3 separate regions of the Mus musculus genome follow, and all the other regions are linked to region 2. Evidence: chromatin loops called from intact Hi-C (ENCODE). Cell type or tissue: heart. All regions are shown on one strand.

Evidence for each region. A loop is a pair of places that touch in the nucleus more often than their neighbours do. Peaks named below come from ENCODE experiments on the same cell type or tissue, not always from the same donor. Only the 100,000 strongest peaks of a DNase experiment are listed, where the experiment ranks them.
Region 1: a loop joins it to region 2, with 7 times the contacts of the local background. A loop is called at or near these places in 32 of 42 quality-filtered maps.
Region 3: a loop joins it to region 2, with 6 times the contacts of the local background. A loop is called at or near these places in 19 of 42 quality-filtered maps.

The regions. Positions count from the first base shown.
Region 1 is chr13:24,497,983-24,501,982 of GRCm38, reverse strand. It overlaps a transcript of Ripor2 not described here. Among named protein-coding and RNA genes, the nearest start is that of Gm22013, 13 kb to the right of the region's middle. In heart, a CTCF peak has its summit at 2,320 (motif pointing left); no DNase peak of the experiment used is centred here; H3K27ac peaks cover 891 bases; H3K27me3 peaks cover 419 bases.
Region 2 is chr13:24,685,462-24,689,461 of GRCm38, reverse strand. All of the region lies in intron 8 of Ripor2 (RHO family interacting cell polarization regulator 2), which reads right to left. Among named protein-coding and RNA genes, the nearest start is that of Ripor2, 49 kb to the right of the region's middle. In heart, a CTCF peak has its summit at 1,938 (motif pointing right); a DNase peak (open chromatin) is centred at 1,961; H3K27ac peaks cover 811 bases.
Region 3 is chr13:24,336,362-24,340,361 of GRCm38, reverse strand. All of the region lies in intron 1 of Cmah (cytidine monophospho-N-acetylneuraminic acid hydroxylase), which reads right to left. It overlaps Gm11342 (predicted gene 11342), which reads left to right. Exons shown (of 4, transcript NR_167750.1): 3 at 2,980-3,110; 4 at 3,411-3,663. Among named protein-coding and RNA genes, the nearest start is that of Cmah, 11 kb to the right of the region's middle. In heart, a CTCF peak has its summit at 2,314 (motif pointing left); a DNase peak (open chromatin) is centred at 1,871.

The DNA.
Region 1 (4,000 bases), 190 kb after region 2:
CATTCTTGTACTCATCAGTTCACACACCACAAACAATGTATGTTTTCCCATCTAGACGGGGGGAGTAAAGAGGCCCTCCCCTGCCGGCCACTTTGCGCAAGCTGTATCTAGTTACTTCTAACAGGGATGAGGCTGTGGAAACGGAAGAGAGAGGCCGGACTGGGAAAGAGGAAGTTCCCTGGAAGTAGGTACAAGAAGAACAAGGGATGCGAGAAGAGAAAAACCCAAGAGGACAAGTGTGTAGAGCAAATCGGGTGGGGACAAAAGTGTGGGCCATTCCTCTGGGAACACTCACGGTGGAGCCGCCGCCTCCGGATCCTGTCCCTCCATGGCCTGTTTCTGATCCAGTGCAATCGCGAAGGCAACACCATGGTCCCCAAACAGCGGCCTAAGACCTCATGACCACGCCACCAAAGGTCTCACAGCAAATCCGGAAGTCGGTCCAGACGCATAAAAATGACAAAATTTTTTTTTTTTTAAAGCTGCTCTCCCCCCTTCTCTCTTTTTTAATGTCTGGGGTTTCCGTTGGCTTATTTTATCTCTAGCTTTCCTTTACTTCCCTTCCTTTAACTCCCGACTGGCCCCAAGGCGGGTGCTGGGCTGAGCTCCCTGGGGCCCAGCCTCTCTCAGTCTTCTGTACCATGTTTTATGCATGAACACTGTGGCGTGGTAATTTATTCGAGCAGAGCCCGATCCCTGAGCTCCTCTGTCTGCTGTGCGTCAGAGGAGCCAACAGCGGCTGGGGGAGGGCAGGTGAGTCTGCTGGCACAGGAGTGACTTGAAATGGGAATACCTGATCTGCAGACTGCAACTGCAGGCTGGCCTCGCTCCTGGGACCCTACTACACCTCACACTCAACCACTCAAGTTATTGACTACAGAGTTCTGAAGACCTAGAAATAGTCGTGGCACTTGGTAGGTGGGCAGTAAATAGTTGCTGAGTGAATACATGGATTATGCGAACTCAACTCGGTGGGGTTATAGATGGTTGTGAGCCACCACGCTGGTGTTGAGAACGAACCTGGGTCCTATACAAGAGCAGCCAGTGCTCTTAACAGCTGAGCCACATCTCCAGATTCTGAAGAGTTGCCCTCGATATGGGTATTTGAACCTTCTCACTCTTCTTTTTCTCGCTACTTAAGAGTCCATTCACACTGAAATTTGTTGTTGCTGCAGTGCTGGCCAGAGAATCCAGGGCTATGCATATAAGAGGAAAATGCTCTCTCTCTCTGAGCTACCTCTTTAGCCTTGTGTGTGTGTGTGTGTGTGTGTGTGTGTGTGTGTGTGTGTGCGCGCACACACACACACACACACACACACACACACACACACGCATGCTCACACATGTGTATGTGGAGGTCATTTGTCCATGTTGCTTTGTTTGTTTGAGACTGGTCTCTCACTGGGACTTGGAATTGCTGAAAGGCATAGGCTGGCTGACCAGTAAGCTCCAAGCTTCTCCAGCTTTCTCCAGTCTCCCCATTGCCCTGCTTTTCCATGGGTGATGGGGATCAAACTCAGTGTACCTACAGGAGGTGAGTGAGGGGTAACCTACAGGGGTGAGGGTGAGAGATTACCTTCAAGAGCATGAGGCCCTCCAATAGGTGCATCACCAAGAAGTCCACCCAGCATGCAAGTTTACCATTCCCTGTCTCCTGGGAAAGAAGGGGTTTTCTGAGCGGTATCCTTCCCTCCAGACTAGTGCATAACCTCTTGAGCACCTCCCGGGGAGGTGATCTCAGATGCTCTGGCAACAATGGTGCCTAGCAGGGAAGAGATATGAGGAAACAACAGAGGGGCAGAGACAGGGAACAGGTGTAGCACAGGCTCTGTACCAAGTTTTCTTTAACTTAAGATGAGAATAGCTGTTGACCCTTGGAGCTGTTGGGCTAAAATGGGATGCCATTTTAGGATGTAGTTGACACAGTCCCTGGATGTCAGCCCTGGCATGTCCAGTGTAAACTCTCAGCAGCTAACTTAGCAGCCACAAAACAATAGCATCCTGGCCTCAGTTTCTCCACCTGTAAAACGGTGATACGTATGAGAGCTGTTACCTAAGGATTATGCTGGTGCTCACAGAAGTTAAAATACACACCAAGAATGAGGAGCTGTGTTCAGCACAAAGGACTCTCTCTCTCTCTCTCTTGTCAGCGGCCATGATTTATTAACATAGACTAAATGGAGATGGTGGGAGCTGGAGAGTTGGCTGAGTTTCTCCTGCAGAAGGCTGCAGTTTGGTTTCCACCACCTGATATGGGGCAGCTTACAATGGCCTGTAACTCCAGCTTCAGGAGATCAGGCGCCCTCTTCTGGTCTCCATAGACATCTGCGTGCCTCTCTCTGTGTCTCTTTGTGTCTCTGTCTCTCTGTCTCTGTCTCTATCTCTCTCTTTGTGTCTCTGTCTCTATCTCTCTCTGTCTCTCTGTTTCTGTCTCTCTGTCTCTGTCTCTCTTTGTCTCTGTCTCTCTCTCCCTTCACTAAAGAAACCAAGAGTCTCAGGTATTAATTTCCCTCTGCCTCCATAGAGAGCCACTGTAGGTTTGTGGTTTGGAGTATTGTTAGTTTATCACCTTATGCTTCCAGATATCCAGATCTGAAATTGTGATGTCAGCAGAGGCCTTTCCCTGAACAGACCAGAGAAGGATCTGCTTCTAGACTTTTCCATCTTCTAGCGGCAGCTGGTAAAGCTTGAGTCTATTCCCAGGCTATCTTCGAAAGCAGGAGCAGTCACCACTCTAAACCTTTACCCAAACTGTAGCAGCATGCCTAGAGAGTCGATCCTGGACCCTGGAGCCTCATCATGTGCTTTTGCTCCAAGTTCCATCTTTAGAACCAGAGGGTATGTCAGAGATCAAGAGTAGCCTGTAATCCCTCTAAGATGAGATCTAAGATAACATCAGCAAAATCCCCTAGTACAGCAAATTCAGCCCACAGAACCTGCTCGGGATACATCGGACTAGGCGTGGCTGCAAGTCTCCTTTCCGGTGAAGTGACTGAGGTAATGTCATCCTGTCTTAACTTTATTTTGTGTCTGTTTGGTCACTTCTCAGCCTTCCACCCCCATATAGCCACATTCGCCTTGGCAGCAACACTTTTGAGACTGTCAATGCATGGCCTTGACCATGGTCCAAGCGTACCATGTAGCATCTGGAAAATACAGCTGAGCTTTACAAAGAACGCAGATGTTACTGGGTCACCCAAACTCTTCACCCAATATAACCTCGCACCCTGAGCCTCCGAGACGGATGTCATTGTGCTTTACCTTTTAAAATGCTGGTCTCCTGAGCTTTGAAAACAAGAGACTTTTCAGAGGTACAAACCCGCTCTTGGTCTAGCCATTTAAAAAAGGACTAAAAATTTTAAGTGGCTTAATCAGTGTGGTTGTCAATAACTACCTCGAGTGGATCATTTCACCATCCCCTACAGCTCCTCTCTGCTACACCTTGCTATCTTGTGCCACTTGACTGAGGTCAGGGCTCAACTATGCAAATCCGACACGAGAGAAGTCAGTCTCGGGGCTATCTTCTGCCTTCTATCCCTTCTTGAATATGAAAATGTGGTATTAGATCAAGACTTCTTTTCACTCCCAAACTTTCCTTTCTCTCTCTCTCCCTCCCTCCCTCCCTCCCTCCCTCCCTCCCTCCCTTCCTTCCTTCCTTCCTTCCTTCCTTCCTTCCTTCCCCTCTAGTTAACCCACACATTTCCTAAAGCCTCCACTGGGTGTGTGTCAGCCACATTCTGACACTCATGGTTGACAACCGCAGAGGAAGGACTCCCAAAGAGCAAGATTGGCAGGGGATAGCACAGTCTACAGAGAGGCCAATGAAAGTTTCCTTTTCTTTCTCTAACCCTCTATGTAAGTAATGTTGGTTTTGAAGTCCTGACTCTTCTGCCCCCACCTCTCAAGTAATAGGGCTGCCGATGTGAGCTGCCGTGCCAAGCTTCTCTTGGGAATCTGAATCAAAACCCACCAGTTTTTCTTTGTAATCATTCAAGGCTGG
Region 2 (4,000 bases):
AAACAAGAGATCGTTCTGTGAGTTGCAGAACACATTTCCCTTCTTTAGAGACACAATTTGTCATGGGTTAAAAACTCATGTAATAATGTAACAGGTGTAGGAGCATCTTCAGAGAATAGCCTTTGTGGGGATATACAGCTAGCAGGACATGCCCCTTAGGGTGGTGGGAGGAGGTTTCAAGGGGAGTCTGTTGGGTGGTGAGAACTCTGTGTACCTTTGGCAGATTTCAGGATCAGGGCAGCAGGACCAAAAAGACCTATTCTTTCACTGACCAAAATATTCCCATGCAAATAAACTGGCCTCTTGGTTTTCCTGTCTCCCAAGATCTGTGACACTAGATACCTTCCTGTGAGTCCTTGTCCCCACACCTGTCACTTGTCTGCAGCACACTCATTCCTGTTTCTCTCATTCTACTTATATAGCACAGTGATGCCACTGTTGATGCTTATGAACTTGCTAGAAGTAGACTGTCATGTACCCCACACTGGTGATTAAGAAAACAAACCCAGGGGCTAGAAAGATGGTTAAGCAATTGTGAGCACCGACTGTTCTTCTAGAGTGCCTGGGTTCAATTCCCAGCACCCACGTGGCAGCTCACAACTGTCTGCAGCTCCAGGATCTGACAGAGACAGAACTCAACTGCACATAAAAATAAATATAAATAAAGAAAAGAAAACAAACTAAATCCAATCAACAAACTGCCAATAGCCTGTTCCTTCAAAAGAAGAAGTGTGTCTTAGGATGATTAATGCTGCGATGAAACACCATGACCAAAGCAACTTGGGGAGGAAAGCGATTATTTAGCTGAAGCGTCACTGTCACGATTCATCAGTGAACGGAAGTCAGGACAGGAGCCCAAACAGGGCAGGAACCTAGAGTCAGGAGCTGATACGAAGGTCATGGAGGCTATGGAGGGTTTCTGCTTATTGGCTTTCTCAGCCTGCTCTCTTATAGCACCCAGGACTCCCAGTCCAGGGATGGCACCACCCACGATGGGCTGGGCCCTTCCCCATCATCACAAATTAAGAAAATGTTCTATGGCTGGATCTTATGGAGGCATTTTCTCAAATGAGGCGCCCTCCTCTCAGGTGACTCTAGCCTGCGTTGATTGACAGATCCAGTTAGCACAAGGTGCCTTTTCTTCCCCTGTGTCATCTGCAGGTCAACTTGAGCCTACCGCTTCAGCAGCAACACCTTGTCAGAATACACGGCCGCCGCCCTGGGACAGCTCCAGAGTCCCAGCTTCCATTACCCTTTCCACCTTCCTATTGATATTTACCAAAAGCCCACTGTGTGAGGGTGAAAATATTAATTTACATTTTAGAATTTCTCACTAAAAAAAAAAAACTATGACATAATTGCAGTGAAAAAATCAGCACAGACGTTTTCTATTTCTAACCTTTGAGTCCTGGGGCAAGTTTCTCCTGTGCTTGTACGTGCTTGTGCATGTATACACAGGCATATGTATGCCTATGTTTGCGGATGCTTCATAGACCCTTTTTTTTTTTTTTTTTTTTTTTTTTTCCTTTTTGAGATGGGATCTCTTACTGAACCTGGAGGTTGCTGTTTGGTTAGATTGGCTGGCCAGAAAGCACAGGGACCTACTACCCATCTCAAGTCCCTTTTCCATCAGAGGCCAAGTTGGGATTATAATCACATGACCCGATGCCCAGCTTTTTATGTGGGCTCTGCAGATCCAAACCCATATCCTTTTGCTCGCTTTATGCTGTCTTCCCTGCCCTGGGTTGTGTTTCTAGCAAACAAGATTTTACTCACGTAGACATAACAAGGATGATGTCACACTGTGTGTTTTACCTTCAGTGAATGGCTCAATTTATCTCAAATGGACAAATCTGCTTCCCATTGACCCATGGGCATGGTGATGAATAAGACGAATCCAGGGAAGCTTCAAAATGGGCTCACCTCTTACCATCTTTCGACACTAGATGGCAGCAGCTCACCAACTTGGCATGCCTTTTAGTTGGCGAGCCCATGCATTTAGGAGCAGCTCTCGCTAACAATTAGAAGCTAATGAGCCACTTAGGAGGACCCACTGTAATAAAAGCAGGATTGGAGGAAGCGATTTTCATGAATAATTCTGGAGCATTTAGGCTTTTTTCCCCCACCTCCACAAAAACACATCGGAAAGAAAGCACTGCTGGCTGGCTTTTATGAATCTGAAGCCCAATGTGCTAATTCTAAGAAAACCCTATTTACCCTTTGAATACCTACAAATTATCAGCTCCTGGTTAATCCACTAGCTGGTTACATGTTGAGGTGACAATAGGGACCCCGCTTCAGGGAAGCTGACTATGTACCATGATGGATACGTTGAGAAGGGTGGGGGGACTCTTTGACGATCTCCCTTCTCAAAATCACCAGAAATTTCTTATCACGGGAGGAGGAGGGCTGGGGTCGTGATGAGTTTTGGGTCTCACTGTCCATGGAATGAACACACCTTATTGACATTCCTTATAAGGCATCTCCAGCCTCTGGTGACAGTGATAACAGCAGAATGGCAGCAGGTAGGAGGAGCCAGTTCCAGCCGAAGCTCCCCAGGCGGGGGGAGCACTTCTGCTGGAGCACCAGCTATCGTGGACTTTGGGGCCTGGCTAGGTTCTGCAAATTCTGGCCCAAGGCCCTGCTGGCATTTCTACAGCTGCGAAAAGCCCAGTGTTTTCTCAGCTGCTTGGTGGTAACTGTTGTATCAGCTAGGTTTTCATGATGGCCACTCAGAAATCATCCCTGGGTTCCCTCAGGTGGGTCTCTTTTGATCTTTTACCTTGCTCCTGTGTTAATGATCCAACAGCTCTTCCACAGCCTGAATGGAGGACAGGGTGCTGCCCCCAGTGTGACTGTGGATAAATGATGCCCCCGCTCATGGTTGAACATTTGGCCACCAGCTGGGTAGCTCTGTTGTGGGAGGTTATGGAGTCTTTAAGAGTTAGGGCCTAGCTGGAGGAATCAGACACTGGAGAGTGTGTTCTTGAGGTTTATAACTCTGCTTTGCTTCCAGCCTGTGTCTGGCTTCCTGATCCACTCTAACCCCTGCCTCAGCTGCCGGCCTCTCCGACTACCATAGCTCCCCTTCCCATAGTGGACTAAACTCCTCCAAATCTTAAGCCGCCACGGATCGTTTTCCTCTTAAGTTGTTTCTTTCAGAGAATTTATCACAGTGGAGAAAGGTTGCAGATACAACCTCATAGCTATCTACAGCTACACAGCTATAGAGCCTCCCAGCTACCTACAGCCACACAGCTGCTCACCTGGCTCCCCGTGCCACTGGCTGCCTTTGCTCAGACACGGTTCTGGTCATAGAAGTACTCCATTGTTTCCCAGTTTTGCCATGACCTTCCTAAGAGTGTACCTCGGACTGTGTCTTAGTACTGGCCTTCCTGCTTCCTGGGCAGGTTTCCCAGTTCATCCTAAAGGCCATGGTGACCAGCTAGCACTGACCTCTGGACATGTGTCCTCCTGGAACTCATTTGAATGAGGTCATCGTTGGGAAGAAAAGCAGTTTTCTGTAAGACACGCAGTTCTTAGCTTCTTTTCTGATTTGGGGTCCTGAATCCAGCTGGGTCCTTACAGGTTTTTGGAATCTGGCCTCAACAGCTCCCCACAGCACTTTTACAGAGCACAGAGATCACAGCACCCCCCCCCCCCCCCGACAGCTTTGGGCAGCATCCCCGCCTTCAGGAGGGACTTTCAGTTTAGTTGTTCTAGCCAGAGGTTATTCAGGACGCTCTCTGCACCCCCCCCCCCCATCCTTTCCTCAGTGGGAACCTTCACTTAACATTTTTTATTTTTTCTTTTCTTCTTTCTGTCTGTCCCTCTGTTCCTCTTCCTTCCTTCCTCTTCTTTCCTTCCTTCTCTCCTTCTTGCCTTTCTTTCCTTCTCTCTCTGTCTCTTTTTCTTTTTTAAAGATTTATTTATTTATTTATTTCTATGTATTTGAGTACATAGTTGCTGAACAGATGGTTGTGAGCCTTCATGTAGTTGT
Region 3 (4,000 bases), 350 kb after region 2:
ATAAAACCTTGTCCTGGTGAGAGCTTGAGGCTTCACCCTCCATTTCTGCTGTGTCAGAGACAGCTGTGTGGCTCAAGCTTGAGACCCTACTGGGATTGCATCAGAATTGACTCCTTGGTGGCCTTTTAGGATTCACAAGTCAGGCACAACACTGAAATAGGTATCTAGTCTTCCATTTGTGACTCCCTTTCATTGAGTATTTGGTTTGTTTCCAGGAGAGTTCCCAGTGCTATTGGCAGTCCTGTTAGAACCATAAACACTGACCAGATAACAAGGGCAACAATCCAAGGGAGAGCAAAGCTAAAGTTCCCACAGAAAATAAAGTCAGGATGCTGATTGATTCATATTAAATTCTAGCTTAATTGCTTAAAAATGGTTTTATATGGCTGGAGAGAGCACTTAGTAGTTAACTGTGTATTCTGCTCTTGCAGAAGACTGGGTGGAGTTCAGTTCCCAGCATTCAGGTTGGGAGCTTACTGTCACCTGTCATTCTGGATCCAGGGGAGCCCAATAATGAGCCTCCTTGGGCATATGCGTATACCCCACACAGATATACGTATATGCATAAGTAAAAATAAAATAAGCCTTTAAAAATACCCTTTACAAAAGCACTTTTTATGGATACTAATGAGAGATGGCCCAGTGGTTAAGATGCTATTATGTCATGAGGACCAGAATTTAGATTCCAGCACCCACATCTGGCAGCTCACAAATGCCTATACCTCTAGCTCCAAGGGATTTGATGCTCCAAAGGTATCTGAACATACAAGTATACATATACTCCCCCATATACGTAAATAACAACAACAACAAAATAATGTACTACACACAGAGAACGGAGAAACCACCATCGCAAACAGCTCTAAGTCTCCATTGAATTTTATCATATTTTAACATCTTTGTTTCAGACACAGGAATTTTTTTCTATTGCCTTTTATCTCCCTCCCTGACCCCTTTCTCTTTCCTTTGGTTTCTCAGTGTAGCCTTGGCTTTCCTAGGACTCACTCTGCAGACCAGGCTGGACTTGAACTCACAGAGATCTGCCTCTGCCTCCTGAGTGCTGGGATTAAAGGCATGCACCACCATGGCCCAGCTCTAATGCTTTTTCTAAAGAGTTTGCAGATACAGTGTGGACTTCATATATTTTTCAGTCTGGAAAGGTTGTTGCAATCTTATCAATTACTTTACATTGTGATATCCCTTTGATTTTCTATATAAATAATCATATTTATGCAAATCAGACAGTATTTTCTCTCTTACAGCTGTCTGACAATAATGCTTATTTGCAGTTTTAGGAATTGAGACTATGACCTTGCTCTTGATAAACAAGTTCTCTGCCACTAAGGTGCAACCCCTGTCCTGGTGTACACTCTATGCTGGGAGCTCTTCAGCACTTCTGACTTCTTTACCCAATCTCATTCAGGTGCCATCTGATGGTGCATCTGTGCCCTGAGGATTGGCTCAGCAACATCACACAAACAACACAAAAGGAGGAGAGGTTAACACTCCATGAACATTGACAGATGGGAACTCAGGAAGTGGAAAAAGGCTTCACCCTTCCTTTTCTCGCAAATGGTTCTGGCAGGCAGGTTCAAGGCTTCTGAGAGAAGACATTTTCTCTCCCCCTTTGGGGCCCCACTGTTGATTGCTGGCATGCTTGCCTTGTTTCTGACGTGTTTCAGTAGGAACACGTCTACTCTTGGATGGAGAACAGTATTAGGAAACTCACAGCCAGTGTGTATCTGGATTCTAAGTAATTCATCTTTGTTGTCAGCTTGACTGACCTTAGAATACCCTGGGAGACTTACTTCTGGGAACATTTGTGAGAGCTTGTCCAAAGATTACAGAGACAAGAAGACCCGCCCTGCATGTGAATGACTCCACCCCATGAGCTAAAATTGAAGAGGAGGAAGGAAACTAAGCAGAAGTCCACCCAACTCTCTGCTTCCTGATCTGCCCAGATGTGGGCACACAGTTGTATCAAGCTCTACATGGCACCCTCACCAAAGACAATTCTGCCATTTTGCCTTTCCTGCTACTATAAACCTCAAACCTGGAACCAAAATAAACCCTTGTGCTGTTGAGTTGTTAATCACAGAGGCGAAAAAATAACTAATACACTTCCCAAAAGACAGCCACTGCTGATGAACAAGGGGCCATTCTCTACATCAGCCTTTCCCCCTTAAATACAAAGGGGTACTAGTGGCTGAGGTGGCTAGCGTGACTCCCCTCTTTAAAGAATGATCAGATGACCCATATGTCAAGAACAGAGGTCAGCTGAGTCCTTAGTACAGAACCATTGCCACCTAGTGGCAGCCCAGATTATAATGGGACTCTTGTACCACAGAAAGGGGAGTGTTTCTTCCTCATCAAAATTAATTCTAGTCCAAATTTGGATCTGCTCTCAGAGTTGGGACGTATCACACAACACCACTATCCTGTGTTGCTTCCTCACCATTGTCAACTCAATGGATCTACAGTCATCTAGGAAACAAACTGAGGTGTGTGTGTGTGTGTGTGTGTGTGTGTGTGTAAGCATTCTCAGAGAGGTTTAACTGCAAGGAAAGATTTACGTTGAACTTGGGTTGTACTCTCATGGGCTGAGATTCTGGAGAGAGTAAAAGTGATTTGAGTACCACCATCCCCCTCCCCCCACTCTTTTTCTCTCTTGCTACCATGCCTTCACCATCATGATGGACTATACCCTCAAAGGATGAACGAACCCCAATAAGCCCTTCCTTAAGTTTCCTCTGTCAGATATTTTGTCACGGTGACACCATGGTAATACAATCTTCGTGGTAGTCCATGGATTTTTGCTTCACAGCACATCCTTGTGGAGTGCACTGGTTTTTATCAGCACTGTTTTGAGGCAGGGTTCACTTTGATGCAGGGCTCACATAGTTTAGGTTGGCCTCCAACTTGCTATGTAGCCAAGAATCACTTTGAACTCTCAATTCTCCTTCTTCTCCCAACTGCTAGGACCACAGGTGTGTGCCACGACAGCTTCTCCCAACTGCTAGGACTGCAGGTGTGTGCCACGACAGCTTCTCCCAACTGCTAGGACCACAGGTGTGTGCCACGACAGCTTCTCCCAACTACTAGGACTACAGGTGTGTGCCAAGACAGCTTCTCCCAACTGCTAGGACCACAGGTGTGTGCCACGACACCTGCTCAATCTCACTGGATTGACCCATGTCCTAGAAAACAAGGGGATCCCAGGTAACAGGCTAGGAATGGGCTAACCAAAACTCAAGTTTTAAATGTACCAGTTAGGGTATAATAGTCTAGAAGAATATGCTCTCACAGACAGCCACTAGTAAACGTATATGACAGGCAATGTATGATGTCATTCCTCCTGCCAGTCTGGCTTTCTAGAGGAGGATAATTCTGCTCATTCTCTTATCTAACAGTTGCAGGATTCTTCATCTCCTTCCATGATGCTGAGTTCTGCTGGTTGGAGGCCAGGAGTGCCAACAACAACTATTGGGTTTCCTCCTACTACTGAAGTGAAGGGCACAGAAAGACAATGACAAGTCGCCGGGATGACAGATTCAGATTACTAAAGGGAAATCAGGTTGCTAGTACATAGTAGTGCTTAGAAAGTCTATGCTGAAACTCAAAGACAACTTGTGCTATTAAAGAATTCATGTGTTCACCTATAAAGAAGTCCAGAAATACACAATGGAGACAAAATAAACAGCATCTTCAACAAATGGTGCTAGTTAACCTGGGCAGCCGCATCTAGAAGATCCAAATAGATCCATACCTGTCACCTCACACAAAACTCAACTCCAAATGGATCAAAGGCTTCAACATAAAATCAAATACACTGAACCTGATAGAAGAGAAAGTGGGAAATAGCCCTGAACTCTTTGGCACAGAAAAAGACTTTCTGAACAGAACACTATTAACATGGTCACTAAGATCCACAATTAATTAATTGGACCTTGTGAAACTGAAAAGATTCTGCATGTCAAAGGACAGCATTATTCAGACAAAG